Linked DNA regions of Mus musculus: all the other regions are linked to region 3. The links are chromatin loops, found by intact Hi-C in ENCODE. Cell type or tissue: gastrocnemius. All regions are shown on one strand.

Region 1 (8,000 bases), 78 kb after region 3:
AGATAGAATAAAGTGTGTACAAGCATTCTCATTAAATGCATGCACTCTGGCCCTTTGTGGTTGTGCATACAGCGTAGTCCCAGCAACTGGAAGGTGGGGAGCTTAGGGGAATGCATCAACCTCACAGTGAAGCCAGGCTGAGCTACACGAGGCTCTACCTCCATATACAAACACAATCACAACGGCATGCCAAATGGCTTCAGCAACGTCTCTTCTCTTTCCTCCTCCAGCCTCTCCTCTCTACAAGGGAGTCATGATTACACTAACAGAGTTAAAATGCTTAGCGGACGCCCAGTCATCCTACCACATACTGAAGCCGTGGTGGGATGTCTTCTGGTATTACATCACCCTCATCATGCTGTTGGTGGCTGTGCTGGCCGGAGCCCTGCAGCTCACCCAGAGCAGGGTTCTCTGCTGTCTTCCCTGCAAGGTGGAATTTGACAATCAGTGCGCTGTGCCTTGGGACCTCCTGAAAGGCAGCGAGAACGCATCTTCTAACTCGGGCCTGCTGCTCCCGCTGCCACTCCGGATCCAGAACGACCTCCACCGGCAGCAGTACTCCTACATCGATGCTGTCTGCTACGAGAAACAGCTCCATTGGTTCGCCAAGTTTTTCCCCTATCTGGTGCTTCTGCACACCCTCATCTTCGCAGCCTGCAGCAACTTCTGGCTTCACTACCCCAGCACCAGCTCGAGGCTGGAACACTTTGTGTCCATCCTCCACAAGTGCTTCGACTCTCCGTGGACCACACGCGCCCTGTCAGAGACAGTGGCGGAACAGTCAGTGAGGCCCCTGAAGCTCTCCAAGTCCAAAACCTTGCTCTCAACCTCAGGGGGCTCCGCCGACATCGACGCCAGCAAGCAGTCATTGCCCTACCCACAGCCAGGCTTGGAGTCGCCTGGCATAGAAAGCCCAACTTCTAGCGTCCTGGACAAGAAGGAGGGCGAACAAGCCAAGGCCATCTTTGAAAAAGTGAAGAGGTTCCGCCTGCACGTGGAGCAGAGGGATATCATCTACCGGGTGTACCTGAAGCAGATAATCGTTAAAGTCATCCTGTTTGTCCTTATTATAACCTACGTCCCCTACTTTCTCAGCTACATAACTCTTGAAATCGACTGTTCGATCGACGTGCAGGCATTTACAGGCTATAAGCGCTACCAGTGTGTCTACTCCTTGGCAGAAATCTTCAAGGTCCTAGCTTCCTTTTACGTCATTCTGGTGATGCTTTACGGCCTCACGTCCTCCTACAGCCTGTGGTGGATGCTGAGGAGTTCCTTGAAGCAGTACTCCTTTGAGGCTCTCAGGGAGAAAAGCAACTACAGCGACATCCCCGATGTCAAGAACGACTTTGCCTTCATCCTCCACCTGGCCGACCAGTACGACCCCCTGTACTCTAAGCGCTTCTCCATCTTCCTGTCGGAGGTCAGCGAGAACAAACTGAAACAGATCAACCTCAACAACGAGTGGACCGTGGAGAGACTGAAGAGCAAGCTCGTGAAAAACTCGCAGGACAAGGTCGAGCTGCATCTCTTCATGCTCAACGGTCTCCCGGATAACGTCTTTGAGCTGACGGAGATGGAAGTGCTGAGCCTGGAGCTGATCCCGGAAGTCAAGCTGCCGGCTGCCGTCGCTCAGCTCGTCAACCTCAGGGAGCTCCACGTGTACCATTCGTCCCTGGTGGTCGACCACCCCGCCCTGGCCTTTCTAGAGGAGAACTTAAGAATCCTCCGCCTGAAATTTACCGAGATGGGGAAGATCCCACGCTGGGTGTTCCACCTGAAGAACCTCAAGGAGCTGTACCTGTCGGGCTGCGTTCTCCCGGAGCAGCTGAGCAGCTTGCACCTGGAGGGCTTCCAGGACTTGAAGAACCTGAGGACCCTCTACTTGAAGAGCAGCCTGTCGCGGATCCCTCAGGTGGTGACAGACCTGCTGCCCTCCCTGCAGAAGCTGTCCCTTGATAATGAGGGAAGCAAACTGGTTGTGCTGAACAACCTGAAGAAGATGGTCAATCTGAAAAGCCTGGAGCTGCTCAGCTGCGACCTGGAGCGCATCCCCCACTCCATTTTCAGCCTGAACAACCTGCACGAGCTGGACCTGAAGGAGAACAACCTCAAGACCGTAGAGGAGATCATCAGCTTCCAGCACCTCCCGAGCCTCTCCTGCCTGAAGCTCTGGCACAATAACATCGCTTACATCCCCGCGCAGATCGGAGCGCTGTCTAACCTGGAGCAGCTCTTCCTGGGTCACAACAACATCGAGAGTCTCCCTCTGCAGCTTTTTCTATGCACCAAACTACACTACTTGGATCTAAGCTATAACCATCTGACCTTCATTCCCGAGGAAATCCAGTACCTGACCAATCTGCAGTACTTTGCTGTGACCAACAATAACGTGAGTACATCTGCTCTTCCTTTTGTCAGCCACTATGAGGCTGTGCTGAGCTTGAGGTATGTAACACAGGGAAATTGGTGGACGGGCGTCCGTCCTAAGCCTTATCCCAGCTGAGCCTCTTCCCCTGTGATCGTGATAAATTACCGAAGTCCTGAGCATCAGATTCTCATCTCACAGGTATCTGTGAACAAACAGAGGCTCGACCGGTGTTCTGTTTATCCTCTTCCCCCATTTCCTGCACACATATCACTGCTAAAGTATTTAAACTCATTCATTAGTGGTAGTAGAGCTTGACTTTTGTTTGAGAAGATCTTGTGTATTTAGAATGCTTTAGGTAAGTAGAAAACTACCAAATTTTAGAAAATTTGATAAACTAGAAAACTTTGGGTAAATTTTTTATTTCACCAGTAGGAGTAATTCTGACTAGTGGTATACATGAGAGTTACCTGAAAAGCCTGTTAAAATATGCATTGCATGACAACACTCTGCTGATATGCACACACACACACACACACACACATACTTCATATTTTTTTTTACAAATTAAAAAGTTGTAGGTACTAAATAGCTGTTATGCTTTGTGGGGCATGATTAGGTAAATTGAGACCATGACTTCTTGACCACATCTGAAAGTGTTATCACGCACAAAGGAGGATGGATGCATTACAGCTTAGGAAAGTCTTAGCTTTCTAATAGGCCAAAGTAGAATGTTATAGCCTTGCGTGTCTCTTCTCTGAAACCCGAGCAGACTGATCACTAAGCACCCTGGGGCGAACATGACACCTGTAAGTGGGTCGGGAACACTCCCTTTAGGGCGCAGAGGGATGGGGTGACCATCGAGGAGGACACTTCAGGAAGGTGGTTCCCCTGTGGTCCCCCACCAAACCCCATGTCTGTGCACACAATAAACTCTAATCAAAGGCAGTGGGTCACAAAAGATAGGTGTCAGGAAGGCTCAGCAGGGAAGGGTACTTTCCACCGTGCCTGGCAACCAGAGTGTGAGTCCCAGGGTCTTCATGGGGGGAAGAAGAAAAAGAAGTGTCTTACAAGTTGTCCTCTGACCACAGCAATAGTATGGCTCACATACACCCACCCCCATAAATACACACAGTAGATAGATAGATAGATAGATAGATAGATAGATAGATAGATAGATAGACAGACAGATGATAGATCGTTGTTTAGAAGGAGGGAGAAGAGGTGAGAGATGAAGATAGCAGAAGAGACTTTCATCAACAAACAGTGTGTGCAAGGAATTGGGAAAAAAATAGTAACTTTTTAAAAAGTATATTGTTGTAAAAAGAATTTAGTTTAGCCTGGCAGTGGGAAGTTGTAGGGAGGCAGAGAGAATATTCTTCAACATTTGTGTTCAAATATGTGCATGACAACACTCTGCTGATATGCACACACATGCATATACACACACATATACTTCATATTTTTTTTTACAAATTAAAAGGTTATATGCATTTGATGTGAAGAAGGTGCTGACTTGGGGCGGAACCTGTCCAGACTGGTTTTCAGCCACTCAGTGGGATGGATGTTAATGAAAGGTGGGAGGGTTCATTTTTCAGGTGGAGATGCAAATATCAAAGTACTGTCTAACCTTGAAATATTCATGGAAATTATAAAGTAGGCATTCATAATGGGTGCACAAGTAAGTATTGTACTATGAGTAAGATAGCACTTACTTACAGGACAAATAGGTTAGCTCAGGATAGAATTACTTAGTTGGAGGAAAGGCTTTACTTCCTAACAGAGCTCCTTCCTCACTTAGGAACTTGGAGTTAGAATAGGTAAGTTAGCACCAGCACCGTGCACCTCAGCTGGGCACTGACCTTGACTGAGTTCCTTAGATGACACCTCAGTGACCCTGGTGCAGAGTCAGAGGGCCCGGTGGCCTCTGGCATTGTCCCAGCTCCAGAGGCTGTGCACTTCCTTATGCCATCCCTCTCCTCTCCTGAGGGCCCACAGCAGCCACACACACCACAAATTCAGAGCTGTGGGAGAAGATTTGGAATCTAGAGGCACAGGCAGAGTGGTGCTGTCAGTCACTCAGGATGAGCACCTAGGGAAAATAAGTCCTTACACAATTGGGGGCCAAAGGGAGTTGGAGGAAGAAGAGGACGATGAGATTCCCGGATGCAGCGCATGCTGGTATGCTCTCCTTGCCACCTGGGACACACTCATCCTTGGTGTGAGGTACTTCTCCAGACTGGAGGGGATTCTGCTACTTCAACAGACATTGGCTGAGGATAATTTGGGGTTGTTAAACCAGGGAGAAAAGTGTTGCTCCCTAGACACAAGGAAAGCTGCTAAACATTATGGCCCCACAGTCAGAACTGTCCCACCCAAAATGTCCGCAGTTCAGAGGCTGTCTCCATGCAAGCTGCCTCAGACAAAATGGCTGAGAGCCCTGTGTGGTGCTCAGCGCTTTACCCCCCATACCCGGGCAGCTGGCACCCACAGAAGCCATTCAGTTCATGTTGACTGGGTGCCAGGGAACCAAGCCTTCCCTGTTGTTAGCATGTCTCCCAAGTCCCAGCTGAGCGTGTCTAAGCAGGACCCAACTCTGCGCTCCAAGGAGCTCTGGCAGGAGTAGCTCTCAAAGCAGCTGGCTTGTGCCTTTCTACTCCGCCTGCCTCCTTCAGTACTGAGTCCACACAGGTAACAGTTACATCTGTGCCTGAGAAGAAATGCAGTAAGCATACAGCTCTCCCTTTGCTCGTGTCTTATCTCAGTGTGTAGTGGTGATCAGTATGGATGTTAGGCACAGCATCATGAACTTCAGATTTGTCTTCAACAGTAAGTAGGGCTGAGGGGGGAGGGAAGATGTAGAAGAGGGGAGTTTTGAACGGAATGAGCATTTTCAATGCTGTTCTTGAGATTTTGAGTTTACATGAAAAGCGTCCTTTTGAGGAGAACTCTGTCCCCTCACAGCCAGCTCAGTGGGTTTGCATTAGGCCATCAGAGGATGGCTCAGTGCCCCTTCATCCATACACAACAACACTGCTTCCTGAAGCAAAGAGCTCACAGTCCCACATTGTCATACACCAATGTAGATGAGCTTTATAGCCTGCTCCTCCACCCCAAGGCTTCGGTGGGGCAGTGAGCTGTGGGATGGGATGATCGCAGCAGCTTCCTTGGCAGTCTCCGCACAGCGAATCCATTCCACTGCACACGCAGATGTCCGGTTCATCGTGTCAGGGAGCATTCAGGGAGCGAGCTGCTGTCACGTTGACCCAGTTTGCGGGTTATTTACCGTGTTTGACATGATCTCACAGTGATACATGAATCCTATCATAGATGTGAGGGAACAGGAAGAAGGGCAGACGGTCGGTCAGAAGCGTGTCTGTGGAGTGTAGAGGTAGCGTGTGCACGTACACATTACCTTTTCCTTCTTCATCTCTGCTCCTATTGACTACTGAAAATACGTTTTGTTTGTTTGTTTGTTTCATTTTCTAAGAAAAGCAGTTTAGGACGTAGCCTTGCCTGCCCTTGGGGGCTCTAGGCATTGCTCATTGATTGATTATAAGTTCTTTATGAGGACTCGGGGGAGTAATTTATTTCTGATCCAGGACTCAGTAATTATGATTCTCCTGGTTACTGGCTTGTTTTCTTTCATCTATAAGTGCTTTCTCTCTAAGGATCACATTAGGAGTGTTCGCAACCAAATCTTATGTCCGTCCTCACTCAGGAGAGCGTGGATGTTCATAGAGGCAAAGGCCACTACTCCATTAAATTTACAAGCAATGTTATGCCTTCCCTGTGGAACTGCAGCCATGTTCTGAAGAAAGGGAACAGGATGCAAGTACGTGAATGTGCTGCTAGAGCCAGTCAAAACTGGTTTCACCCACTTCCTTTCTCCTTGTAGATTGAGATGCTACCAGACGGGCTGTTCCAATGCAAGAAGCTTCAGTGTCTACTCCTGGGAAGAAATAGCCTAACAGATTTGTCCCCTCTGGTGGGGGAGCTGTCAAACCTCACCCACCTGGAACTCACTGGTAACTACCTGGAGACACTGCCTGTGGAGCTGGAAGGGTGTCAGTCTCTGAAACGGAGCTGTCTGATTGTCGAGGACAGTTTGCTCAATTCCCTCCCGCTTCCCGTGGCAGAACGCTTGCAGACCTGCTTAGATAAATGTTAACCTGAGGTTCAGACTCGAGGCAAAAGCAGTTCTAAAGAGGCCCCGGGATAGGAGGATGAACTTTCCTAAGTTATCAAGATGAGAGATGGCCGGTGACTCTGACACGCCATAACCAAAAATATTACCAAATAACCCAGTGTCCAAATCAAGCAGTTAAATATCCACACCGGAGTTTTGTGAATAACTGATGTTTAAATTATTGAGATGTAAAAAGTATGCATTGAAGGTGGATTGAGGGGCGTGTCGTTACAGAAACCTTACCTTTCACATCTTATCTTCAGAACCCTGTCCCCACCCCCACCCCAACCCTTTACTTATTTGCATACATGTTTTCATAGAACCTTGTAGTCTGATATTTAACTCCATGAAGACTCGTCGGTATAAATCTCCTTGTTGTATGCTCACCACTGGCTTTGATTTATATTGTTTCTTTTTTTTGAGCAGCATGCATCACGCTGGGCAGAATTCCATCTTGGCTGTCTTCTCTGCTCCTTTCTCATTTTGCTGGAATCCTCATCCAGGCTTCTCTGATAGTCCTGGGAAAGTGCTTACGTTTGGCGTTTGCCTAGAACAGGAGCCAGGGGTTCTAGGACATGTGATCTTCTGAGCACCCTAAAAATTAATGCATTCTCAAAATGTCTTCTGGTCTATCATCAAAGCCGGTTTTAAATATGTTGAAGTTTTTTATATGAAATATAAAATATTTTCTACTGTATGATCTCAGATGCTACATCTACGAGAACACCTTTTTGTAAGCAGTGAACATGTGCATCTCTGTAAGAATTTAATGATTCTTAGTTTGGGCTGATTATGATTCTCATGTTTGTATGCATTCTGCTCCAAAAATTTTTGTACTCTTGCAACTAATTACTGCAACCAATTTGGATGACAAAAAGCCTTGTGTTTTGCTCCCTAACATCTTTGAGGGTTTCCTCATGAGAGGACAGGAGGGCCGCTGAATCACCTACCTCTCCTTGCTGTTGTCCAAGAGTACGGGTACAACCCCTCAATTACTTAAAAACTACCACCAAGGGGAGAGGGCAAGATCTAGATTGGAAAATTGATTGGAAAATACTCTGTTAGATGTAGCCCCCCCCCAATCTGCATGATCTCTCAATATGACTATGATAGAAGCCATCTATTCAGAATCTAACTGAGCCCATGAAACTGACATCTATCTCATAGGCTGCCTTGTGACCCCTGGAATACGTCATGTTCCTCCTGACAAAGAGCTTTGTGTTTGGCCCTTTTTTTTAATCATGCGTATTGTTGAATAAATAAAATAGATTGACTTACACTGGGGAAGTGGACATTGTAGCATGTTTTTCTCTCATAAGTCTAGGCATTATGAAACCACCTCTTTTTAGACATAGCTGTCAAATAATCCATTAACTGCATCTAAAAAAAAAACTGGAAAACACTTCTAAGGAGTCTTCTAAACACAGAACTGTGGCATGTTGT
Region 2 (8,000 bases), 90 kb after region 3:
ACACACGTGAACACAAAAACACAAGCACAACCCTTTGCTCACTCTGTTACACAAGAGCATCCACACATACCAGAGCCCCAGTGGGCACCGGGGCTCACTCTGTGGGAATGAATCTTGGGAATCTTGAAACAGAGTACAAAGGAAACTGGTCTGGATTGTAGACTGCCTCTGGCCTGTAGGCTCCTCTAGGTCTGTAGGAATGGAAAACAGTTTAGAACAGCAGTCACAGTTGCCACAGGCTTCCCCAGCCTTCTGGGAAGTGCGTAGGTGAATCAAGGCCAGCAGCCCACGAAAGCCTGCAGCAGCCCACGAAAGCCTGCAGCGGCCCACGAAAGCCTACAGCGGCCCACGAAAGCCTGCAGCAGCCCACGAAAGCCTGCAGCGGCCCACGAAAGCCTGTAGTTCCTGGGCTTTCTTCAGGGCAGGGTTTGCCTTTTTGGTCTAACCTCACCTCACGAATGTGGTGAGGGGCTTGATGGAGGAAGGGAGGCAGTGTGGGCTGCTCTGGGGCTGCAGCACTTGTTCAGTTTTTGCTTTCTTCCCTCGAATCTGTTCCCACTTGGTGGCCCCTAGTCCCTGGTCCTCCCAAGTAGCCGCAAGCCAAAAAAGGATCAGAAGAATAGCCATTTTCAGTGTGAACTATTTAAGAATTTAGTCCCCCTCGACCCTGTGCTGTCTCCTCAACCCTTGCCTAACAAGCTTTTCTGTCTTCTGACACACAACCCTGCACTGTGCCGAGACTCTCAGTTAATGCTTCAGTCATGCAGCCTTGTGGCGGTGCCCATCAGAGGGGTCCACACACACCATTTCATTTTTTACTCTCTACCTCCCTCTGCTGCTGAGATGAGAGCATGTTGGAAGCTCTCTGCATAGTCAGTGTAGCTCCAGGTTCTTCACTGGGGGGGAACATGTTATTCATATTACCTGACCTAACAGAGAAAACAGACTCCCCACTTCCCTTGAACCCCAAATCTCCCAGGCCTCCCCACTCCCTCACTACACTTTACTGACAAACTTCTCGCCAGCACTCCATTGCCCCACATTCTAAACCCTCCTGGTAATTTCTCGTCCGGAAGTTGTCAGTTAAAGGGGCATCTGTGAGCACAGGGGAAATGTTTCCCTATGATTTGACAATATGTACAATTCTCTCAGCCAAGCTTCTCACCCCCGGAATAAGGGCCCCAACACCACACATGTAAAATAGCCTACAAGGTTATAAAACAGCCTGAACCAAAGAAAGACTGCTTTGGGAGTCCACTCTCTTGTGCCTGGTGTGGACCTTAAACCAATTTAGTTTCCCTTGCCCTGGCCTCAGACTCAATCACTCCATCTCATGTGAGATGCATAAAGAATGTGCCACACGGTGCTTCCTGGCACTGGGACAAGACTAGGTGTGAGCCCCCGGTCGTGAAGAATTGGATGCCCAGTTAAAAGAAGAGGAAAAGAGACATGGTTTGAATAGCCAGCATAGATTTGGTAAAGAGGTGGGGAAACTGGTTTACTCCGAATAAAATTCACAGGCTTTGATGTCCACTGCCCTCTCAAATATGATTCTGCAGTAGGAACCAAGAAGCCAGTGGGGATTTGGAGGTCTAGGGGGAAAGAAATCTCCCAGCTGAGCTTTGTGTCCTCCACTCCCAACTGTTGAGACAACCTCTTGCCCGTGGGGACACCTCTCCTCCAAGCACTTCACCTTCTTGTCCCAGCCACCTCCCTTCCCAGATCCCATTCCTTCCAATAACATCTCTCTTCCCCTGGACACCCACCACTGATCAGCCTCACCCAGCCCGTGTTCCAAGCTTACATATCTTGACCCATGCCTGAATCCCATCTACAAGAACATTAAGTAGACACTGGTCCAAAGAGGACACATTGCTTTATCTTAGCAAGATTAATATTTTCACCAGCCTCTCTTCCTGGAAGGTAGTTTCCTGCCACACTTTAAAATCTGAAAGAATAGAGTTTACTCAGTATTTGGAATGGGATCCGAGCCAATTTCCTTTTTTTTTAATCTGTTAACCTACAGAACTGCAGTTGAAAGCTGGAGTTAACTGGCCCCATATCCCCAATTATTCTAATGACATTCAGCCCTTTTGCAGATTAGCAACCCTAGGCAACTGTCCAAAAGTGCTAACGTCTAGTTCGGCTTGGCCTGGCACACGGTGCCTCGTTCTTGGCCACAAAGGCTTCCTTCTCAACAGGAGTTAGCAGGCCACTAATTAAAAGGCGATTTCGCTCTTGAAAAGCCTCGCAGGTGTTTAAGAGCAAAATAGAAAGGCTTCTCTCCCAGAGTTACTCAACTGCACCACCAGGGGGTATCAGATGCCACCTGTGTGAAAGGAGGTGTTTGTTTGCCCATCTTAGGTATGGCCATAGTGCATAGAGGCCTCAGAGCCTGTGAAAGCCAGAAGTTGCCAATCAAAGTAGTCTTTTCACAGTGGGCTGAGCCTTTTGTGGGCAGCTGCTCTGTGCAAGGGGAAAGCTCCATGTTTCTTCCAATTCTATACTCTAGTTTCTGTCTTCTGAGACGGTGAGTTACCCTTTAATCTAGCTCTGCAGATATAGAACTCGCCACCAAGAAAGCACCATAGAGAGATTCCCAAGAGAAGGTCAGAGGTTTGAGCGAGATCACAATCCTCCTGCCGATGGAAGAAGCAGTGTTGCACACACAGACACACAGACACACAGACACACGCACACGCTGAGTACAACTGACAAGCATGCACTTAGCCAAAGCCTTGTGTCTGGAAGAGCCCAGATCAGCAGCCACATTTCCTGCCTCACCAGGCCCAGCGTGTTCCCCAACAAGCTGCACCCCTTTCAGTTACAAACACACCTTCCTGTGCCTGGGGCATTGCTGACTTAGGACCTGTCCCCACTTCACTCATAAGCAACCCAGCTCTCAAAGGCATCTGCAGTGGCTACCATCACTGAGAATATCCAGGGCATCTCCCAGGAGCATCATGAACGCCGCTGATGCTTAAAGTGTAAGTAGGCAGGAATTCCATTTAACAGGTGAAAAATTCATCCCAGCAAAGTGAGTGCCATATTGGACTGTATGTTAGATTATACAGAAAGTCAATAGCACAGCTGGGTTTTAAGCTAGAGACCAAATTTTCCACCAAATCAATACCTTTTATATACTCTAACACTGCCAAGGTCACACCTCTAAGAAGTTTTGGGGGTTTGAGCACTGTAATGCCCTTTCTAATATGAAGGTTATACATGAATGTTCTGGAAAATACTTGGTATGCAAGTACATGCCAGTATACACACAAATTTTAAACACATTTTGGTATAAGTATGTCATCCAAATGACTGTTTTAAAACTGCATATGCTGAAGCATACATAGCTTTTATTTTGGAGGCTTAACCTAAAGCTTTGCATATTCCTGCTCTCAGAGGAATGGTGAGTTCCACTGGGCTGTGTAGCCTAGGGCCCCTGTCTATTGAAGAGTTGTTAACACTGTGGTCTTGCTTCCAGTTGCTAAGGAAGCTCCCAGTTTCTGTTTTATTGGGGACGAAGTTGCAGATTTAGTCCCTGCAAACTGACTTATTGTAGGAAAATGCTGGCTGGCAGGCATCTCAGACTTGCAAAATGAATTCCTCACACAGTTCTGCTACACCACCCTCTGCTGTCGACTTAGCTCCTTGGAGCCTGAGGAGGAGGAGAAGAAGGGATGAGTTTCGCTGAGCGTATTGAATTCATTCTGTGTTCCAGATTAGAAGCTGTGGCCCTAGCTTTGCCTCTGGCTGACTACACTGTTAAGCACAGAGAAAGGGGGACCCAAGCTCTCACACCCTCGGCCCCACAGCCCTGCAGCCTCCAGTGGCCTTCCTTGATCTCTTGGTTTTCCCTGTGTTCTTCAAATTGCTTGAGGCATGTAGCATGTGAGGCCACCACATATCAAGTATCTCAGACGTCTCCAAGGTTTGCTCACACCCAGGGACCGCAGTCCTCAGTCACACAAACTCTTTTCTTGCTGGAAGATAAAGAAAGCGGCCCTTGCCAGGACAGGGAAGGTGGGTTGGTGAGCAAGGGGAGGCGGGGGTGCCAGGACAGGGAAGGGGGAGTGGGTGGGTTGATGAGCAAGGGGAGGGGTGATGGGATACGGGGGTTTCGGAGGGGAAACCAGGAAAGGGGATAACATTTGAAATGTAAATAAATAAAATACCTGAATGAAAGAAAGAGAGAGGAAGAAGAAGAGAGAGAGAAAGAATGAACGAAAGAAAGAGGAAGGAAGAGAGAGAGAGAGAGAGAGAGAGAGAGAGAGAGAGAGAAAGTCAGCCCTTTTCCTTCCGTTCCCTCATCTTAAAGGAGGATTTAACAGAGAGGATTTTAGGTTCTTGCAAAGCCGGAAATGAGCTGAACGGCCTGGGTATTGTATCACATAATCAGAATGGGCCAACGACTGGATGGGCCTTGAGAAAAGTGACATGCTTCTTTGAGTGAGAGGAGATTGGAGGGAGACGGATCTGACTGTGACCTAGTGAGCCTGTGGAGCTGCTGTTGCCTAAACTACCCGCTGGGGGAGTGGGCGTGTCGATGATCAAGCGAAGGCTACGCCTGAGTGACTTTCTTTAGCGCTTGCATGTCACTCATTTCTTCCTCCCCGCCCCGCCCCCCCCCCCTTTGACATGATTCACTTTCCTGACACGACCACAACTTTTCACTGAAGAACTCGAAACCTCGGAAGTGAGGGAGTGGAGAATCACCTTAAAAGACTGCTCAGCAGGACATCCCCATCGGAAAGCCAGGCACGCAATAAAGACAGACTATTTAAAACAGACTGGAGCAGAGCTGACAGGCGGCGTGATACTGAAGAGACAGTTTTCAGGAAGTGCTTGGCTTGTGCAGGTGAACAGAACTGCTCTGCCCTCTCTGTCTTTAATATGGAAGGTGAAAAATGGCTGTCATCCAGCCCAGAGTCCGCCCAGGGGCAGATCCTTGGAGCTCAAAGTTCCTGGGGTTTTATTTTCGAGCTCTGGGCATAAGTATCAAATTGGCCCTGTGGCAAGGCAACTGTAGTCTGGGTGTGCCACAGAGGGTTAGCTTCTACCTAGACAAAGGGCATACCCTCCCCTGTCTGGTTCTTAGAGGGAGCTCTACACCACCAGGCTTTCTGCTATGCAGAGGACTTCCTGCAGTGCCTGTCCTCTGTCCTCTAGACTTCACTAGACCTAGAAAAAGGTAAGCCCTCTGTCTTCAATAGAGCTGTGTTCTAGTAATGGTTAAAAATCACTGTAAACTTAAGAAGATCTAGAATAACCTGGGAGATGGACCTCTGGGCATGCCCATGGGGAATACCCTTGATTAGGCTAATTGATGTGGGGAGATTCAATTCTGGGGGTGGGGGTACTAATCCATGGGCTGAAATCCATGACTCTGAAAGAAGAAAATGAGCTGAACATGAGTATTCATGGCTTTCTTCCTCATGACTGTGGACCACTGCTTCAAGTGCCTGCTGCCATGATGACCTGTTGCCATGACGACCTGTTGCCTTGATGACCAGCCCCTGAAACTGTGAGTCAAAATGAGCCCTTGCTTCCTTGAAGGATCCTTTAAGCAACCCAGAAAGAAACAGGAAGCCTGGGAGGCACTTGACTCTGCGGTGACGTGGAGTTAGAGTCCTTTCCCAACAATTATTCTTGAAACTTTCTATCTCAGCCTCTTTTGGAGATGTAAACGCTCTCCTACAAGTATTGAGTGCCTACTGCTGCCACTCAAGTGCTTCTGTAGGTAGTGAGGCCTCGGTGAGGGACAATGGGGGCAGCTGGGCTCCTGTCCTCATGAAAATGCACCACCCAGCTCTGAGGGAACGTGGCTAAGAAGTAAAAAAGAATCTGGTGTCTGAACAGATGTCTGTAAATCCTGGCATTGCAACACTATGATGCTCCGTAGCCTAACAGTGGACTTCCTAACGTGGGAATAGGCTGAACTGTGAAGACAGCTCAAAGGGTAAGGCACTTGCTACCCGAGGGGGCACACAAGCCTGGTGACCTGAGTTTGGCCCCTGAAACTCATGTAAAGCTGAAAGGAGAACCAGCGTCACAAAGTTTTCCTGTAACCTCTGCATGCAAGCTGTAGCAAGCATGCCCATGCGCATACATCGTACACATACATGAACATTTACACATAGTAACAGTGAATCTGTGCATGTTCCCTAAGGAGCCTTCTCATAAGTTGCCATTCTGACCCCTAAAGCTGAGAGATGTTCTTCCAGGCATGATCGTGTTTCCATAGTGAGAGTGAGTGTTTCAAATATGCCCACACAATCCAGTGGAATTTTTCTGGGCTCACTGCAAGTTTCTATTTATCTGAATAGTCTCTCCTTGCCTGAGACGGCCAAGTTCCCACTTGCACTCCATGATCCATGCAGTTCTCAATGTTGCCGAAGCTCCCAGCCTGGCCCAACTTGACTTCTCGCCCTGCCTTACCCGCATAGCTGTCAATCAGACAGTTTCAGCAGGGCAGGAGACATCTGAAAGAGTCCAGGTCCAAACTGAACTTTGAAGTGCAGAGTTCCCAGCCATGCATCCAATAACATCCTACTCTCTTGGGTTTAAACATCATCCACTCTGCGATAACTCCTTTGATTTGGCTCTTGTTTGAAATGATCTGCCCGATGCCATTTCTCTGCAACCTTCAGAACGAGATACAATCTTTCCTGAGTCAGCCAAACGGAGTGGACCTTTTCAAGCCTAAAGAAACATCTGTCCTCCGTCTGCAGGACCTGAAAAACAGGACTTTAACTTGAGTGCTGTGAAGGACACTAATTCTTGTAAAGGACAAGAAATCCTTTTTGGGGTGTGGGAGGGAGGGGAATAAAATCCCAATAAATGCCAAACAGGATCTTTCCCACCCTGCATATCATTTTCCAAAGAGCACCCCCAAAGGCCACGTTAGCTGAGCAGTTTAATGAGAACATAGGCTCCAAAGTCAACCAAACACTAGTCAAATGTTTAAGATACCATGTAACATCTATGTAGTCAAATAGTTATTTAACTGTGATAATTCTTAGAGATGTAAAACAGAGAAGATTCTGGCATCTTCCCTAACAGTCACCTTCTCTAGAAGGCCAGCACTAAGGACTCGTATTCCTCTTTTGATGTTTCTGCTGCTAATAGGAGAGGTGGAAATACAAGAACCTAAGATTGGGGATCAGAAGCCCAGGCTGTGCATCCCTGGGCTGTCACTTAGTGTGGGATGCTAGAAGAGTCACACGCTTAGCAGTTCAGCTCACCATTGAGGCTCAAGGAAGATAATCACCTGAATTTCCTTGGCCAGTGCTAAATTCTAGGAAAGCATCATCGGCCGCATCATCAGCTGGCCTTTCTGTTATGAGTCCCGTGTTTCCTTTCCGTTATGGACCCTGTGAGTTCTCTGGAAATTCCTGTTGAAATGCTAACTCGGGTGAATTTCTAGCGCCTTGAGCTTGTACTTACTTCCCAGCCCCTGGAGAGTCAGAAACAAATGTCAAGAGTACCACTTTCTATCAATAACAACAACAACAACAACAGCAACAACAAACAACAGTAATAGAACATTTGGATGTATACATAATTTTTTGAGACAGAGCCTCACTATGTAGCCGTAGTCGCTTGGAACTCATTTGTAGCTCGGCTGGCCTCAACCTCAAAGAGATCCACCTGCCCCTACTACCTAATTGCTGGGATTGAAGTCTTGCCCACCACGCTCAGCTTGCTTTTTATATTGTACATCCAGTGCTGCAGCTTTCCTTTCTCTTTAAATGTGAAATGCTTAGGAAGCCCTTTAAATACCAGACCTCACAGCAGGCAAGCCACAGCTGTGAGCTAAAGAAATCAAAAGCCAGCTGCCCCTCTCTTGCTCAGAGTCAGGTGTCAACAGCCATTGTTCTTATTTTCTTGAAGACAAAGGCAGCAGTTTTGTCAATGACATCATAGTTGATGCTGTGACCCTGAAAAGGATCCCCCCAAGTGAAATGGCCTTCTCCTGGCCTTCTCCTGGCCAGCCTTCT
Region 3 (8,000 bases):
TGGCTGCCCTCTGAGCAAGCCCATGAGGCATCCTCTTGACTGTTAATGGGATAGGGGCCACAGCGGATGCTGCCACTCCTTAGCGGTGGTCCAAGGTTCTATTAGAAATCAGGCTGAGCAGGTCAGTAAGCAGCACTCCTCTGTGGTTTCTGCCTCAGTTCCTGCCTCCAGGTTCCTGCCCTGCCTTCCAAGATAATGAACCTATGAACTAAAATAAGCTTTCTCCCCAATTTGCTTTTGATCCTGCTTTTGATGACAGCAACATAGAAGGAACTGAAACAGAGACCTTCCTCTGCTGTGCCCCGAAGACCCAGGAGAACACCACTCATTGCAGGTCAGATTAAGAGTCCTTTGTTCAAAACAGTGGGCTCAAGACAGACAGGACTCTCAGAAGCAGAGTAGGGTTTATTAAGCCAAACCCCACAATCACATCACCCCAGGTGTGGGCCGGGGGTGGGGGGCAGAAGTTTTGAAAGTTTCAGTTCATCTGATTAAAACAAATTGGTTTTGTGTTGTAAAACAGTGGACCTCCGGAAGCTGCAGGTGTGACTGCATGAGACCGGAAGCTGCAGGTGTGACTGCATGAGACCGGAAGCTGCAGGTGTGACTGCATGAGACCGGAAGCTGCAGGTGTGACTGCATGAGACCGGAAGCTGCAGGTGTGACTGCATGAGACCGGAAGCTGCAGGTGTGACTGCATGAGACCGGAAGCTGCAGGTGTGACTGCATGAGACCGGAAGCTGCAGGTGTGACTGCATGAGACCGGAAGCTGCAGGTGTGACTGCATGAGACCGTTCTGCCACCAGGATGTGGTTAGTGGGGGGGGGGGGTTGGGGAGTGGGAGGGCACTGGGAAGCTTTTCAGCCAGAAGTTAGCCGAAACTAGAATAAAATGGAGTCACTTTGAGCAGCTCACATCAACAAGTAGAAGAGAAACAACTAAAAGACCTCTGACCTCCACACAGGCTCCAAGAAATGTGTGCAAGTGCACGCACACACACACATACACACACCACACACACACACACACACACACACACACTATATATATATATGTATATATATATATATGTATATGTATATATATATGTATATATAATCACATATACATACACACAAACACATGCACACACACCACACACACATACATACCACACACATACATATACACACAAACACATATGTGCACATCATACCTACACATGCACCACACACACAAACACATATGCACACACATATACACACATACACATAGACACACATATGAAAATTGCTTTTATAGTCAGCAAAGAGAGAACAGACAGGAAATAGGACTCTGCTATCTAGTAAAGAACAATGGCCGACCTGCCTCAAGTCATGGTTCCGAACGGTTCCATAACCATCTGGACCAGTGCCACCACTAGAGGAACAGAGTTCAAACACATGAGCCCACGGCGGACGTTCCCCACCCAAATGATAACACTACCAAAAAGAAAAAAATGACCCAAATTTAGCACTCAGTCAAAACAGATGACCCCTGAAGTGTCCCATTTAGATAACTCTTGGTAGATGTGATGGTGACTGTCTTAGCTCTAAGTTAATGCACAAATTCAATGTTTAAATCTATTTATTAGGCCAGTTAGAGGGCTCAGTGGGTGAAGGTCAGCCTGATGACCCGAGTTTGGTCCCTGTGACCCACATGAAGGAGTAGAGGGACCAACTCCCTGCAGGTTATCCACTGACACCCATGTGAATGCACTGGCACCCCCAACACACATAAATATGTATACTTAAATAGTTTATAATTAGAAAGCATTCTATGAATTGCCCTTGCATGAACTAAATAATCAGTATTAACTCTATTCTATAATTCTTGGTTTCTAGCTCTCATATAAATAATTCCCCTAAAGGGGGTGGTTGGTGATATCTTCGCTTCTTTCTAAGCCAATAATTATGTATCTATTTATCAATGCCAATGGGCTTGGAAAAGAAGTGCTTCATATCATCTGTCATATGAAAGATAAGTACTAACAAAACTAAAATGAATTTCACTTATTCAGAGCTATAAGGCCATTCCATTTTCACTTTCAAGGGACAGCTTCCTGGGACATACGATGATGTATATGTGTACCTATGTATGCACATATGCATACTCATGTGTATGTGTGTGTGTATGTATATATGTATGCACGACATGCATGAGTGTACATCTGTGTGCATATTGTGTGCATTTGTGTGTAGACATGTGTCATGTCCCTATATGTGTGCATATTTTTCTGTGTGTGCTTGTGTGTATGCATACTTGTTTGTGTGAGTCTCTGTGTGGACATATATTTCTGTGCATGTTTGTAAGGGTGTGCTTGTGTGTATGCACGTGTGTGTGTGTGTGTGCGTGCGCGCGCGCACGTGCATTTGTATGCACATGTGTATGTGGGGGGTTGGAGAATATGTGCTACCACTTGTCATATAAGCTTATACTCCACCTAGGAGATAGTAGATGTTAACTGGGTTTTCAAGGCTATTTGTTGACTTTATCAACTATTGAGTGATTTTCAGTGATACTTTCTGAAGTGAGGAAACTGAGTTTAGAACCCCGGTAGATAGCAAAAGAACAAATAAGATAAAACACAGGGAGTCTGATCATTCTGCTGAGAGCTGACTATCTGGAGTTCTTTGGGCATTGAAGAGCAAGAAGCCACCAAGGATAAAACCTACTGTCAATGGAATACATTTAGAAAAACCATACACAAATACTAAAAGCTGGTACGCACAAAGTGTAGGTGAGACTCTACTTACAACCTCAGACAGTCATAATAACAGCGACAACAGTAAGCTTCAAGGTTAGCGGGGTATGGTGGACACTGAACATCCTCAGGGTCCACCAGGACTGGGTACCAACTCTCAGTGCCAGCTATGGTTTCTGTCCTCATCCAGCTGTGGTTTCTGAATCTATTTTACTGATCCAGTCACTTCCTCTGCAACCCCAGAAACAAAGATTGAATGCTATCTGACAAAATACATTGTAACGGGACAAAGCACAGTGTGAACTCCAAGCAATCAACAACGCCTCCAATCACACTGTCGTTCTTTGATTCTCATTGAGAAAGCAGAGGAAACGTTAGAAAGCGTGTCCAAGGCCTTCCAGATGTCTTAACTACAATTCTCACAGCATTCACAGGCCAAACTGGGTTACTTTGTAGCTGGAGTTACTAACCTGCCAGCTCGCTTAGGTTTCTGGGTCTGAGTATGGTAACTTTTGCTTTTGAATAGTGGGGTTCTGGTTAATGATTCAAACCAACACTTTCCAATGCTTCTGTGGCATACAAATGCCTCAACACTTGGATTTTTTTAAAGTGTGTGTGTGTGTGTGTGTGTGTGCGCGTGCGTGTGTGTTCACGGGGCGGTCACAGTACAGCTGCAGTAGTTTGTTTTCTCCTAGTATATAGCTTCCAGGTTTGGACTCAGGTTGTCAGACTTAACAGCAAGCACCTTTTCAGACTGAAGAATCTTCCTGCTCCAACCTTTTTCCACTCTAGATACAACTCCTCAGTAGAGGATCTGCAGTGTTTCCTATTCTCTTTTTTTTAGCCTAGCCTTTTCAGCCTTCACATTCACATCTAGGTACTGCACTATTATGAAGAATAATGAAGGAACCCACTCTACAAATTTTTAGAAGCAAACATTTTGGACAAAGGACAGTAATACGAGACAAAGCAATGACCCCTGGCATATGAACCACTTTCTGTCATGACAAGGAACCACATCCACACTGGCAACATAGTGCAATGTGTCTATTTGACACAACTCGCTCCTAAAATACTGAACACAAGTCAGAATCTAGAGTCTGAAAAGCAAACCCAAGGACTCCTGCGGTATAACTCTGTCCACCAGAGAGCGCCAAAGCCTTACACATATTTTATGTTACGCATTTCAAAGCTTAAAAAGGTTAAGAAAGCAGTTGAGGCCCGCTACCACACAACTGGTAAAGTGGCATTTTTGATACTTTCTTTATCAGTTTACTGGCCGTCCACTGCTCCCAGACACGACATTAGGGGACAAGGAAACACTTAAGGAGTTTATAGTCTAACAAAGGTCTTTACCTTGTCTCCTCTTCACTGACAGAAGACAGCACCCAGGCTCAAGGGAGGTGTCTCCCTGTCTCCAGCCTCAATGCATATGAAGAACCAGCCCTCCTTGTTTGATAGCAGTCGGATCAGAGGAGCTTTGGAGATACCTAGCTACACCCTCTACCTGTATGTATAAGGCCAGACTTAGTCAAGAACACAATCACAGTTGATGCTAACCCAGGATTCAGCACATACCTAGAATTTCCCTAGTAACACACACGCTTTGTTTAATCCTCCACAAAATTTATTCTTTAAGAGGTAAACTTAGGGCTGGAGAGATGGCACTGGCTGCTCTTCCAAAAGTCCTGAGTTCAATTCCCAGCAACCACATGGTGGCTCACTACCATCTATAATGAGATCCAATGCCCTCTTCTGGTGTTACTCATTTATATAATAAATAAATTAATTTTTAAAAAAAGAGGTAAACTTAGATACAGGACACCTGTATCTGTATCTAGATACAAGAAACCTGACAAGAACCAATGAGCTCATTAGCCAAAGCCCAGAGTAGCAACTTTGCTTCAGAGTCCAAGTGGCATTTTGAATTGTGCCTAAACCTCCAGATTGGGATTCTGAGTCCAATTCTCATGTCAATAAAGAAAGCTGAAGATAATATGGCGCTTCAAAGTCACATGACTGCTAGGTTGGAAAGAGATAAGATCAAAGAGTCATTCCATACATAGTAACGCTGTAGTAAATACAATTTCTAGCTCACAGTAAATGTCTCTACTTTATCATCACTAATTAGCCCCCCTTCTCTTTTTCCCTTCGGAACCTTAGTCTTTGTTTTTAAGATCTATTCTTTTGTTTTAATTATGTGTCTGTGCTGGGGGACTAAAGTTGGGTATGGGTGGCTGTGAGCCACTCAGCATGGCTGCTGGGAGCTGAACCGGGGTCCTCTGGGAGACACGCTCTAATCACTGAACCATCTCTCCAGTCTGCAGACCCCAATCTCTTATGTGTGTTCATTTGGAACTCTCACAAGTTAAACTATGACAGCTCATGAGGGCAGAACTGGAGGCTAAAGTACTAGAGTGACCCCAGAATATACAAGACAGGGGTATGGGTCCCCAGTCTCAAATCTCATTTCATTCATTCATTCACTCATTCATTTATTGCTTCCTGGGAACAAAACACTAATTTTGAGACATATGCACCCATGTGACTGCTGTGGTTTCCAGTCTCCTGAAACACACTTGCACATCATTCCTCCAGAGGATGTCAGCGATCTGCAGTTACGAAGCACTCACTCATCTGCCCACCTCACAGGCCTCTGAACCATCCCTGAGCTGCAGGAGGTTGAAGTGCCTCAGCTGGAGAGTGTTAATAGATCCTATACTCTTAGATACACCAACCAGAGACGTGGCAACCGTTACTTATTTGAGTGGTTTGGGTATTTTAGAACAGAAATTGCTTGCTTGGGGTTGTTTTATTTTTTTCCCTCCTGTAACCCGAAGAACAAACTGTTGTGTCCGCTTATTACATTGATAAGTAAATTAGATGCAAGACTTTCACATCTCATAATCAACTTCACCCAACAATAAATATAAAATTGTGAAATTTCTACCACCCACATATCTGTTTTCATCTCTCCCTATGATCGTCCCCCATTTTGCTTTGTAATCAAGCTGCTTGTGACTTCTCCACCTGCACTGAGACCTCTGACAGCTTCTAAAAACCTGTCGGTGCACGGTGCAGGGGGCGGGGGGGGGTGGCTCTGGAAACAGGTTTCAGCAGGCTTCAGCTGGAGTTCTAAATTCTTTAATGCACCATCAGATTTCGATTTCTCAAAACGGTTCTCTCCCTCCCTCTCCCTCTCCCTCCCTCTCTCTCTCTCTCTCTCTCTCACACACACACACACACACACACACACACACACACACACACAGAGCTTATTTCAAGCTTACAATAACTCTCAGAGCACAACTACCGTCTGTCCATCCAAAGCCCCTGACTCTAAGAGAACCGCTATCTTGCTGAACCACTCTCACTGGTGGTTCTCAGAAGGCTGATTCCAAGGTGCAGTCATGGATTAAATAGGAAGGCATTAATTACATCATCAAAGGTCTCAAGCTTCATCCCTGGGCTGAAAACTGCTCCACTTTCCTAATTTCACCCTTAGTCAAGGCCTTCAAATGCTTGGGCATGCTCCCATCTTGGTCACTCCATGCTCAAGATGGGAGCACCCCATGCTCAAGATGGGAGCACTCCCAGGAGGATGCAAGCATTGGGCAGAGTAAGAGTTGCTGGGTAGGAGGCCGGGGCAGGGACATTAGGAAGGTCCCTCAGCTACATCTGTTTACATCTTCAACTTTCTCTTCTAACTACATGTTTATCTCGCTGTTTCTGATCCAGCCCGCCTCCCAACCCCACTCTGACCCACTGGTATGGGATTCTGATCCTACCCACAAATGTCCCTGCCACCCACAGCGACCCTCATCCCCCATCTTCACAGCCACTGCATCTCGGAAGCACTGTGCTAGGAAACCTAGTCTCATGGCTCATGTGGATCCTTAAGGTTCAAGGAGCTATGACGTAATAAGTCCCATCAGCCCCAGAAGCAAGGCCCTAAGACTTTCCTTCCCATGGAGGCAAGGTGAGGGGAGCAAGGTTACCAGGACAGAGGTCTAGAGCTCCCCAAGACAGCCCCTGTGTCTCAGAACTCACAACCCAAACCATTCCCTATCCCATTCATTGATTCTACGGAAAAAGTTCCAAAAGTTCTATTATACTTTCTTGTAAATAGAAGTCTGAGTCAGAGGGTCCAGGCCAGGGTAGGTCCCATCCATGGCCCCATCATTTATTTGTAGGTGTCACTTCAGTTTCTCCCACACTGTCCTTGTCACCTTCTTTAATGTCAGTTTCTCTGGCTGTTCTCATTGTGGTACCTGTGAGTTTAATTTTATTTATTTCATCTATTTATTTATTGGCTGATGTGAGAGGCCATCTTCTTCAGAGCAGCCCCAGCAGCCGTCTGGGAGCGGTAGAACATGGTCTGCAGCTGCCTTTCCTGGGGCACACTCCCAGCTTCCACAACTGAATCACTCAGTGGTCATCGGCTTCCAAGAAGTTGTCCATCTGCCCTAGCTGCAAGCAGCTACAAGCCCTGAGGAGCTCTTGCACGTCTCCCACCTCACTTGCTGTCACCCTTCCTCTCCTTAAAATCCCTTTTACACAGATCAGACTAGCCTCCAGCTTCAATGAAGCCTCCTGCTTCTATGTCCCGAGTGCCAGAAATTGACATGGCCACCAAACCGGGCCATTTTCCTCTTTCCAACCATTCTCTCCCCTAATGATGTAGGTCCAACTACCCCTCAAGTTTATAATGAGGTAAAGGACATCTGTATTGTTCCACCTTTGTCAAAAACGCACCAAGGTCACACTGAGTGCTCCTGAGACATGTTTTTGTTGAATGGTTTAACACTTGTAAGTAACGGTGAGAGGACTTTATATCTTACGTCTATTCTCACACACTTTTAAGTTCTGAAAACGTCAAGCTCTTTTTTTAGTTGTTTTGTTTGTTACATGGTCTCACTATATAGACCAGGCTGGCCCCAAACTCACAGAGATCTGCCTGCCTCTGCTCCTGGAGTGCTGGAATTATGGGTGTGCACTATAATTCCTGGCAACTTTAACCCAAGGCCCTACTTTCATTCTCTGCAGACATAAAAACTCAGAGGGCATGATGAGTAGACATAAAAAGCATATGGAAATAAATTAATAGAAAAATAAGCAGGCAATTAAATATTCAGGATTCAGAAGCTAAGGCCCAAGAAAACAGTGCTGTGAAAGTGTTTAGAAGTTTAGTTAGTCGAAACGCTTATCAGTTCTGGTGGTTTGAATATGCTTGGCCAACGGGAAGTGTGACTATTAGAAGGTGTGGCCTCGTTGGGAT
Region 4 (8,000 bases), 250 kb after region 3:
TTTACTGAACGGAATCTCTGGGTTTCACGGCATTGTTCTGAGCCGTCAGTGTCCTTTCCCTTAAGACACCTTCTGAGTCCCAGGAAGCTTCCACCAGCCCTTTAGAAGCCGATGTGGGCTTGAATCTCCTCGGATTGCAGGGCTGTAAGCAGAACAGAGCTCACAGGCTGGTCTACACTGCCAAAGCTGGTCCACGTGGAGTCTCTCCTGCACCAGAAAGGTGTTTGTGTTGGCTGGACGGGACCGTGTATCCTAGGGTCAGGCTCCGGGGCTGGGCGAAAACAAACAGTCCTTTCTTAAAACTGACCCGGACTGAAGCAACTCCTGTCAAAATCTCAACAGGTTTCTGTGCGGGGTTAGACAGATTTATGTGGAAAGGAAGCAGCCGTAGAAACAGCCAATTTGGAGTGGGGGCAGGGAGAAAACTAGAATCACACTTCTCAATGTTGACATTTATATGTAGCCACAGCATCAAGACAGTGTGCGCGGAGTGGAGAGCAGGCAAGATGACTAGAACAGAGCCCAGAACCTAGAAATATGTAGGGAGTGCACACGTCAGTGATCCTAGCACTCGGGAAGGGAGGTACAGCCAGCCCAAGTTACATAGTGGATGACCCATTGGATACGCTGGGAATGACCACGTATTCTGATGTAGACCCACGAAGTCCCTCTGAGTGTTGACTAAAGAGTGAATGTGAGCCAATGGGTGAAAGGCTGCCTTTCAACAGCTTGGAGCCGCTCACTCTGAGCCTCCCACCTTACACACCAGAGTCAGAATGGATCCTGGACTGAAACAGAATTCTGGGACTGTGAAACTGCTAAAAAGGAACAAGTCGCCAGAAAAAAAAAAAAAAAAAAAAAAAAAAGAATGAGGGTCTAGGAGAAGAATTCTGAAACTCAAGACAAAAAGCACAACCCATAAATGGAAAAATTTATACACTGGGCCTCATCAAAATTAGAAATATTTGCTTTGTGGGGAAAAAAATCCTGTAAAAGGGATCAAAAAGACAAATTACAGAGTGGTAGAAACATTTACAAATGATGTCTGACAGAGGCCTTATGTCTGGAATACACAGAGAACTCTTAAAACTCAACATTTTAGAGAGAGAAAAAAATTTATTTGTTCCCTCGAAATTGTACATTGGAACCCTAAACCCAGAAGCAATGATATGACCAGGATCCGCCCATAGAACATGGAGCGAGAATCACTAAGGACTGGGAGATGGACTCCAGAGAGCTCAGTGAGAATGCATTGTAGAATCCCAGGCAGTGGGCCCTCATCACACACCAAACCTGCTGGCACCCAGTCTTAGAGTTCCCAGCCTCTGGAACACTGAGAACTCTATGTCAGCCATTTGTAAGCCCACTTGTGGAACCCCATCACAGCCAGTAGATTAAGTCAAGAACCCAAGGCCACCCCAGCACCCTACCTTCCTTGATGCTCTAGGGACCACTTGGCTTGGGATCATGAGCAAGGGTGGGATACAAGAACTCCTGTGTCCTGCCCAGGAATTCTAACGTAATGTGCCTGGATGGGACCAGAGCAAACTGCTTGAACTGAGCTTGCTGACCTAGGCCTGTAACCCTAGCACCCAAGAGGCTGAAGCAGGAGGATTACAGAGAGCTCAAGACCAGTCTAGGCAACACAGTGAGTTCAAAACTTTGCAGACTATGTAGGGAGAACTTGGACAAGGGAGGGAAGGAGAGAGAGAGAGAGAGAGAGAGAGAGAGAGAGAGAGAGAGAGAGAGAGAGATCCAGCCTTAGATCACAAGTGTCACGAGATGGCAAAAGAAGGTGGAAACGAAGACCAGGAACCAGCCTGATGTACTATGAACAGTTGTGTCTAAGGAACAGCTGCCATCTTGTATACTAGGTGTACACGCAGTGAAATGCCTCCAACTTAAATGAGTACCTAAGTCCTTGAGAACTGCTCTTACAGAAACATCTCAATTAAAAAGGAAAATGAAAACATATATTCTAAAGAGTTTGCATATTTGTGCTCCAATAAGAGTGTGTGTTCAATGGACGTGCTCATAGCAACTGGTATAAGCCCATGACAAGCCCTGTGCTTTTAGGGTGGGCATAGATTTGGCATCTGGGACATTCATTCTTCAGTTTAACCAATGTCTTTGAGTATATGTGAGTTGAGCCCTCAGAGAAGCAGGACACACACTCCCCCCACCCCACCCCACCCCCGCCCAGCCAACATATATAAATGCACACACAAATCTCCTTCCTGCCGATCCCTAAATCATTCATGTAGCCACTGGAACCACCATCCGACTTCCAGTATGAGCAGCAGACAGAAACAGGGCCAAACTGGATACAGCCGAATAAGAGAGCATGATCTAACCTCTGAGAGATATGGACAACATCCAGACAGAGATAGAAAGAGAAATTGCCCGGGGACAGGTGAAGCAGGCAGCAGGCAGCTCTCTACTGTGGAAGGTCTGTCCACTAAGATCAAGGCTGGGCCAAAAGAGATGCTGGAGGATTGGGTCAGAGAGGGAACAGAGAGATGGCTCCAATGTTAAGAAGTAATACTTGCTGCTACTTCAGGGTTAAGTTCCCAGCATCCACATCAGGCAGCTCACAGTTCTATATCTCCAGTTCCAGAGGATCTGATACCTCCACAGGCACTCCACACACATGCACATATTAACACATATAAATAAAAATAAATCTTTTTAAGGAGACAAAGGTGCTGGAGAACATGAGACAAAGGCCATACCCTACATCTTTAGGGGGAATGACAACTTCATACCTAGACTTTTATGGTGAACTTCTCTGCCCAAGGAAATGGCTGAGAGATGACCCTCTCACCCCACAGCCTGGGTCTTAGAATTTTTGTGTCTGTAGCATGCCCCCCCAAGCACACCACACACATTGCACAAACAGCCCCAGAGATCATTGCTCAATGGGCTGTGGTCTGCTGTCCCGGGCCGTTCAGCCCAGCTCCTCCATGCTAGCAAACCGGAGAAAGAAAGGGTTTCTTATGATCAACGACCAGAGAGGTCGAACAGCCCACCTCGCAGGGAAAGGATTCCAGCGATTTCTAGAACCTCTGCCTCCCTCAAGCCTTGCTTACTGGCCCCTGCTGGTATTTGGAAGGCAGCTACCTTTCCCTTTATCCTGCTGCCCCAGGCCACTGTGGACCCTGCCACATATTCTGTCACCCCTGCATCTGACTCCTGGTTCCCAGCCTCGTTGTCACTCCAGTGAGAGGCACCCCAAATTTCATTGGTTCAGAATCCCAGCTTGGGTTAAGCAAGGGGCCCACGGGCCAGCCTGGCTTAGATTTGGAACGCAGCACGGTTGGGAAACCTTAGCTGAGGTGTGGATTCCAGATGAGGCGGGGAAGCCCTCTAGTGGCCACGAGCGATATGGCAACAGCAAGGAAACAATAACCATCTTTTCTAGGCCTGACTGATCTCTCTCCATCTGTCTGGACTTTTTTGGCACCAAGTCACTCCCAGATCTGCACAGCCCCCTTGTCACCCCATGCTCTGCCTTGCCACACAACGCTGCAATCTCTACCTCCTAGGTTTTCTCCTCCAGCGTTTCTGGATAACGAACCCTACACCTCGGGCCGGATTTGTCTTCCTTCAAAGTCTGATTTTTGGTGGCCTCTAGTTAAGAATGTCCTCCCAATCTCCCAAGTTGTGTAGAGCCATGATCTACAAAAATTGGAGCGCTTGGAGGGTGGCCTACTGAAAGCCACGTCACTGACCCTGGGCAGACTGAGCAGTACAGCTCACACAAGGCTATGCCAGCTGGACCACTGACGCTAAGGTGTAGACGCTCAGGTATTCTAGCACTCGCGCACACAGTGAAAGACAGGAAACTTCCGGTCCACCCAGCTTCCAAGCCCTGTGCAAACCCTCCTAGAACTTCCTTTCCAGTGCTAGAGTTGGGCTGTGTGGGTTAGAATCCCACCCACAATCTAATAGACATGCAACTAGAAAAGGTTTTGAATTCTTAGCTTGCTCCCAACGTTGTCATGGAGACTGAGGACCGCCAGGTGTCTGATTTAGCAGGGCTTGCCAGTTCCCTCTGACTCTGACTGACAGCTGTGGCTTCCAGCACTCTGGCTGGTTTGTTCACAGGTCTGCCCTAGACCTTGCATCTTCTATCTGTGCCTTTTGGCGATTGACACTGAATTGGCCTGAAGTGACCTCTCCCTGCTCTCTGACATCTTTTTCTTATTATTTCCTCTTCTGCTTAGGGACTGACTTAGAAGGGCTGGGGCATCTATGCCAGGCTAACCTTTATAACTTTAAAACCATAAACCTTATAAAGCCATAACCTTAAAAACACATATGTGTTGTTTTCTTGTGCATGCAATCTTTTTAAAAATTAAACTAACATATTTATGTATTACTGGAATAGCTCCTTATATTATTTGGCCTTTTTTTCCTCTGCACAGCTAGACTGTATACTCAAAAGACATCAGAACTGTGTTTATTATCTTTATCTAATAAAATCTATCAAATTGGGGGGGAGGGAGGATTAGAGAGATGGCTGAACAGTTACGAACACTGGTTGCTCTTCCAGAAGTCCCGAGATCAATTCCAAGCACCCACATGGTGACTCATGACTATAATATAGCACTACCTTAATATAATTTATAAATGACTGAGACTTTTCATTATATTAATACATTTCATTATATGAGTTCTCAACCCTTGAAACAGGTCTCCAGGAACCATCTAAGGATCTTTGATTGTCCGATTTTTACATCATCACTGAAAGAAAAGAAAGCCTTGTGGTTATCATAGGAACTGTCTCATATACCACAAAAATCTACCAGCAATATAGGTAATCCATCCTTAAATTATATCACCACATCTGAGAGTCTCCAATTGGAATGGTATCTGGGTGCAAGGTCAAGGGGTGCATTTTTAAGAATGTGATTATGCTACATTGTTCACAAAGTCTTTAAAACTTAAGCTATAAGTTAAATGTAAACGCACTTTCAATATTGTGAAGTTGATCAACTTTTCCCTCTGCAATACACCAAATATCTTTTAAAATTACATGCATACACATGCAGATGCACATACAAGCACATGCGCACACAGATATGCACTGGCAGACACTGTCTCACAAATTGCTGATTGAATTTATAACTTTGTACCATTGCTTAGGAAATCTTTAAGAGTTCATCTTCTGATGCCAAATGTGGCCCACTCCAGTTCTACAAGCAAATCTGACAGAAGAGAGCACCTGTGTCCACCAGCTCACACATACAAGAGTATGAGGTTTTGGCTGGTTTTGCTTTTGAGGCAGGGTCTTGCTCTGCAGCTCAGGATGTCCTTAAATTTGCAATCCTCCTGCCTCAGCCTGGAATTATAGGCATATGCTTCTATACCAAACTTATAACAATGTTAAGAGAGGTTTTATTCGTATCTCCAAAGTGGAAACACCCTAAATACCAATCTATTATAAAACATAATAAATCGGAGTACTTTATCGAAATAACAACTGGAGACTCTCCAGCAATAAAGAATGAATAATTCCTATTACTGATGAATGGATTGAGGGCCTAATAGTCAGTGAGGGAAGTCAGTATGTATGATTTAATTTATTTAAAATTCAAGAAAAGTAAGACTTTAATGACAGAAATCAGAATAGACCTCCCCACCATTCCCTAATGGGAAATAACCTAAATCTCTCTGAACATAATGATTCTGGCAGCCATCTTGCCAGACTGTAAGAGAAGCACAGATAACATATATCTAACACCCAACAGTAGTTCCCAGCACAGCGCATTAGCTGAATAAAGAGTACTTTGTACTATATATAGTCTCGATTTAGGTCAGTCTAAGAGTTGCGAGGCAAAAGGATAGTTTTGCTGATAGTCAACCCTAAAGTTCTAATTGCTTTTGCTTTTGGAAATCTCCCAATAGTTCTTCTTTCTTTCTCCTGTACTAACTTCATATATATTATATGTATTTGTACATATATGTGTAAATGTGAATATATGAATATATATGTATGTATGTGTGTATAGAAGTGTGTGTGTGTGTGTGTGTGTGTGTGTGTGTGTGTGTGTAGCCAGCTCAACTGAAGTCAGTAAAGGTACTCTCCCACTCTCCTGCCCCTTTGTTCACTTTCCAGTTCCTCCTGGTGGCTAAGGCTGTTTGTGTCCCTGGTTTGGGGCCAGTGAGACTTGACAAGGAACACTGATGGGAAACAGTTGGCGGGAGGATTCTTCACTTCTGAGCCGTAGCCCAAATGGAGGTTTCAGGCTCCTGACGTCTCGTGTTCTTCCTCTCAGGTGACTTGCTTTCTACATGCCTTAACTGTGCCCTCTGTTGTATCTACTATGATAAACCAGTAGCAAGGACATTACTGTCGTGAGAAATGGAGAACATAACAGACTAAGGTGATGGAAGGAAAGAGTCTTGTCAACATCTTGGCCTTGCAGTCTCCAGCTTCCACACTGTCAAGAAATGAGTATCTATTGTTTAATCAAAAAAGTGTTTTCTGCTCTTAAGCAAAAGGACAATGCTGTACTTACCTTCCAGCTGTCCCCTTCTCTGCCCTCAGACTGTGACAATCATGTTTTGACCACAAGAACAAGATGTAAGACCCAAGGAGAGAGGGGGAGAGGGAGGATGGCTCATGGACACCAAAATACGGACAGAAGTAATAAATTGTTCTGTTCTACAAAACAATAGAATAGGTGTCCCCACAGTAACTGCTGCCATAGTCCATAAAAGTCACTAGAAGGGAGATGTTTGTTGGCTTCGAACACAAAGCAACAATGACAGAAAGAGGAACAGCTCTGATTTGATTAGTGCCTGTGGTACAGACACATGTATTGAAATGTCACTTGACCTGCTGGTCCAGCTCAGTGAGAGCCCAGTGCTTTTTACTTGAAGTCTGGAAAGCTGGCCGATTTGTATTGTTGACAATGTTGGGGACAAAGAGTAGATGATGAAGAATTAAAGACGTGGTTGCATCAGAATTGTAGTACTTGGAGACTTGTTATTCCCTCTGAGTGTCCTACTTCCCTGCGGGGGTCTCGGTCCACCATGGCCCACAAAGTGATGTGGGAGGCAAGAAGGTAGTAAGATCAACACAACTCAGTAGCTGGAGTTCATTCAAACTTCAGGAGTCTCCCCCTGAGTAGCTTATTTCAGGCACACTTAAGCAGGGCACAATTTGGTGAAAATCTTCCTCACAGTAACTAATTCTGTATGCACAATAAAGTTTGAGATGTGACTACATTGAAGCTCTTTATGAAGTAGATATGACGTCTTCCATAAAGACGGCTTCTATAGATTGACAGGCGCATGATAGGGGTCTGGGGGAGGCTCCAGTGTGGTCTTGACACACGAATACTGCAAAGGTGGCCGGGCTGTCAACCATCTCTGCTCCCAGCCTTCTGTGCAGATAAAGAGGTTATGCATCCCTGCCTTAGAAAGAACCTCCGTGTGTGTTTAACATTCTTGTTTCCTTTGGTGCTTAACTGTGAGCACGAGGACTCCATGCTCCTACACCTCCCTTTCAGTAACCCAGTTTCATCGACGCCCTAAGAGCCACTGTGATTTATCAAGAGACTCAGCTTGCTCTCAGCAGATCCCATACCCTTTGTCCTCCTAAGTTGCTTAGATAAAAAGGAAATAGAATTATACTTCATTTGGACTCCACTTACATTTTCCTTGTCTTTTTTTATTAAGCCTGGACTATGACCTTTGTTGGCAGGAGCTGAGCATAATCAGGTTAGCTCAGATCTTTCTGAATGTGGCACCCTGGGGCAAGAAAGCTTGGGGGCTCTGAGGAGTGGCCCTGTACAGTGGCAGTTGAGTTATCCCCAAGGGTTCTTTAGTCCCTGGTGTTTTGCATCTGGCCTGCCGGAGGGCTTGGAGTAAGGGGAGCTTACTCAAGAAAAGGCAGCCGTCAAAATCTCACCCATATCAAATTTACATAGGCTGCTCCAAGATGATACCTCTCCATCCCTGGTCCAGGGAAAGAAGATGTGGAATGCAGC

Evidence for each region. Hi-C counts contacts between places; a loop is a spot of excess contacts. Peaks named below come from ENCODE experiments on the same cell type or tissue, not always from the same donor. Only the 100,000 strongest peaks of a DNase experiment are listed, where the experiment ranks them.
Region 1: it touches region 3 in a loop (2.4-fold over the local background); 35 of 42 quality-filtered maps call a loop at or near these places.
Region 2: it touches region 3 in a loop (2.9-fold over the local background); 35 of 42 quality-filtered maps call a loop at or near these places.
Region 4: it touches region 3 in a loop (12-fold over the local background); 41 of 42 quality-filtered maps call a loop at or near these places.

Annotation. Positions count from the first base shown.
Region 1 is chr5:105,479,537-105,487,536 of GRCm38, forward strand. It overlaps Lrrc8b (leucine rich repeat containing 8 family, member B), which reads left to right. Exons shown (of 5, transcript NM_001033550.3): 4 at 231-2,392; 5 at 6,267-8,000. The coding sequence starts at 254. The coding sequence ends at 6,539. Among named protein-coding and RNA genes, the nearest start is that of Gm42141, 12 kb to the right of the region's middle. In gastrocnemius, no CTCF peak of the experiment used is centred here; DNase peaks (open chromatin) are centred at 4,879 and 5,546.
Region 2 is chr5:105,490,797-105,498,796 of GRCm38, forward strand. Gm42141 (a long non-coding RNA gene) reads left to right here and starts at 4,626. Exons shown (of 2, transcript XR_880506.1): 1 at 4,626-4,858; 2 at 5,460-6,133. In gastrocnemius, CTCF peaks have their summits at 807 (motif pointing left), 2,307 (motif pointing right) and 4,515; DNase peaks (open chromatin) are centred at 796, 1,365, 2,177 and 4,545; H3K4me3 peaks cover 910 bases; H3K27ac peaks cover 1,309 bases.
Region 3 is chr5:105,401,294-105,409,293 of GRCm38, forward strand. It overlaps Gm26519 (predicted gene, 26519), which reads left to right. Exons shown (of 3, transcript NR_166586.1): 1 at 1-334; 2 at 524-812; 3 at 4,101-5,675. Among named protein-coding and RNA genes, the nearest start is that of Gm32051, 4.1 kb to the right of the region's middle. In gastrocnemius, a CTCF peak has its summit at 3,860 (motif pointing right); a DNase peak (open chromatin) is centred at 3,869.
Region 4 is chr5:105,651,521-105,659,520 of GRCm38, forward strand. Gm32276 (a long non-coding RNA gene) reads left to right here. Exons shown (of 5, transcript XR_389458.3): 2 at 4,696-4,819; 3 at 5,149-5,255; 4 at 6,122-6,281. Among named protein-coding and RNA genes, the nearest start is that of Gm32276, 4.2 kb to the left of the region's middle. In gastrocnemius, a CTCF peak has its summit at 3,371 (motif pointing left); DNase peaks (open chromatin) are centred at 3,358 and 4,011; H3K4me3 peaks cover 591 bases; H3K27ac peaks cover 1,062 bases.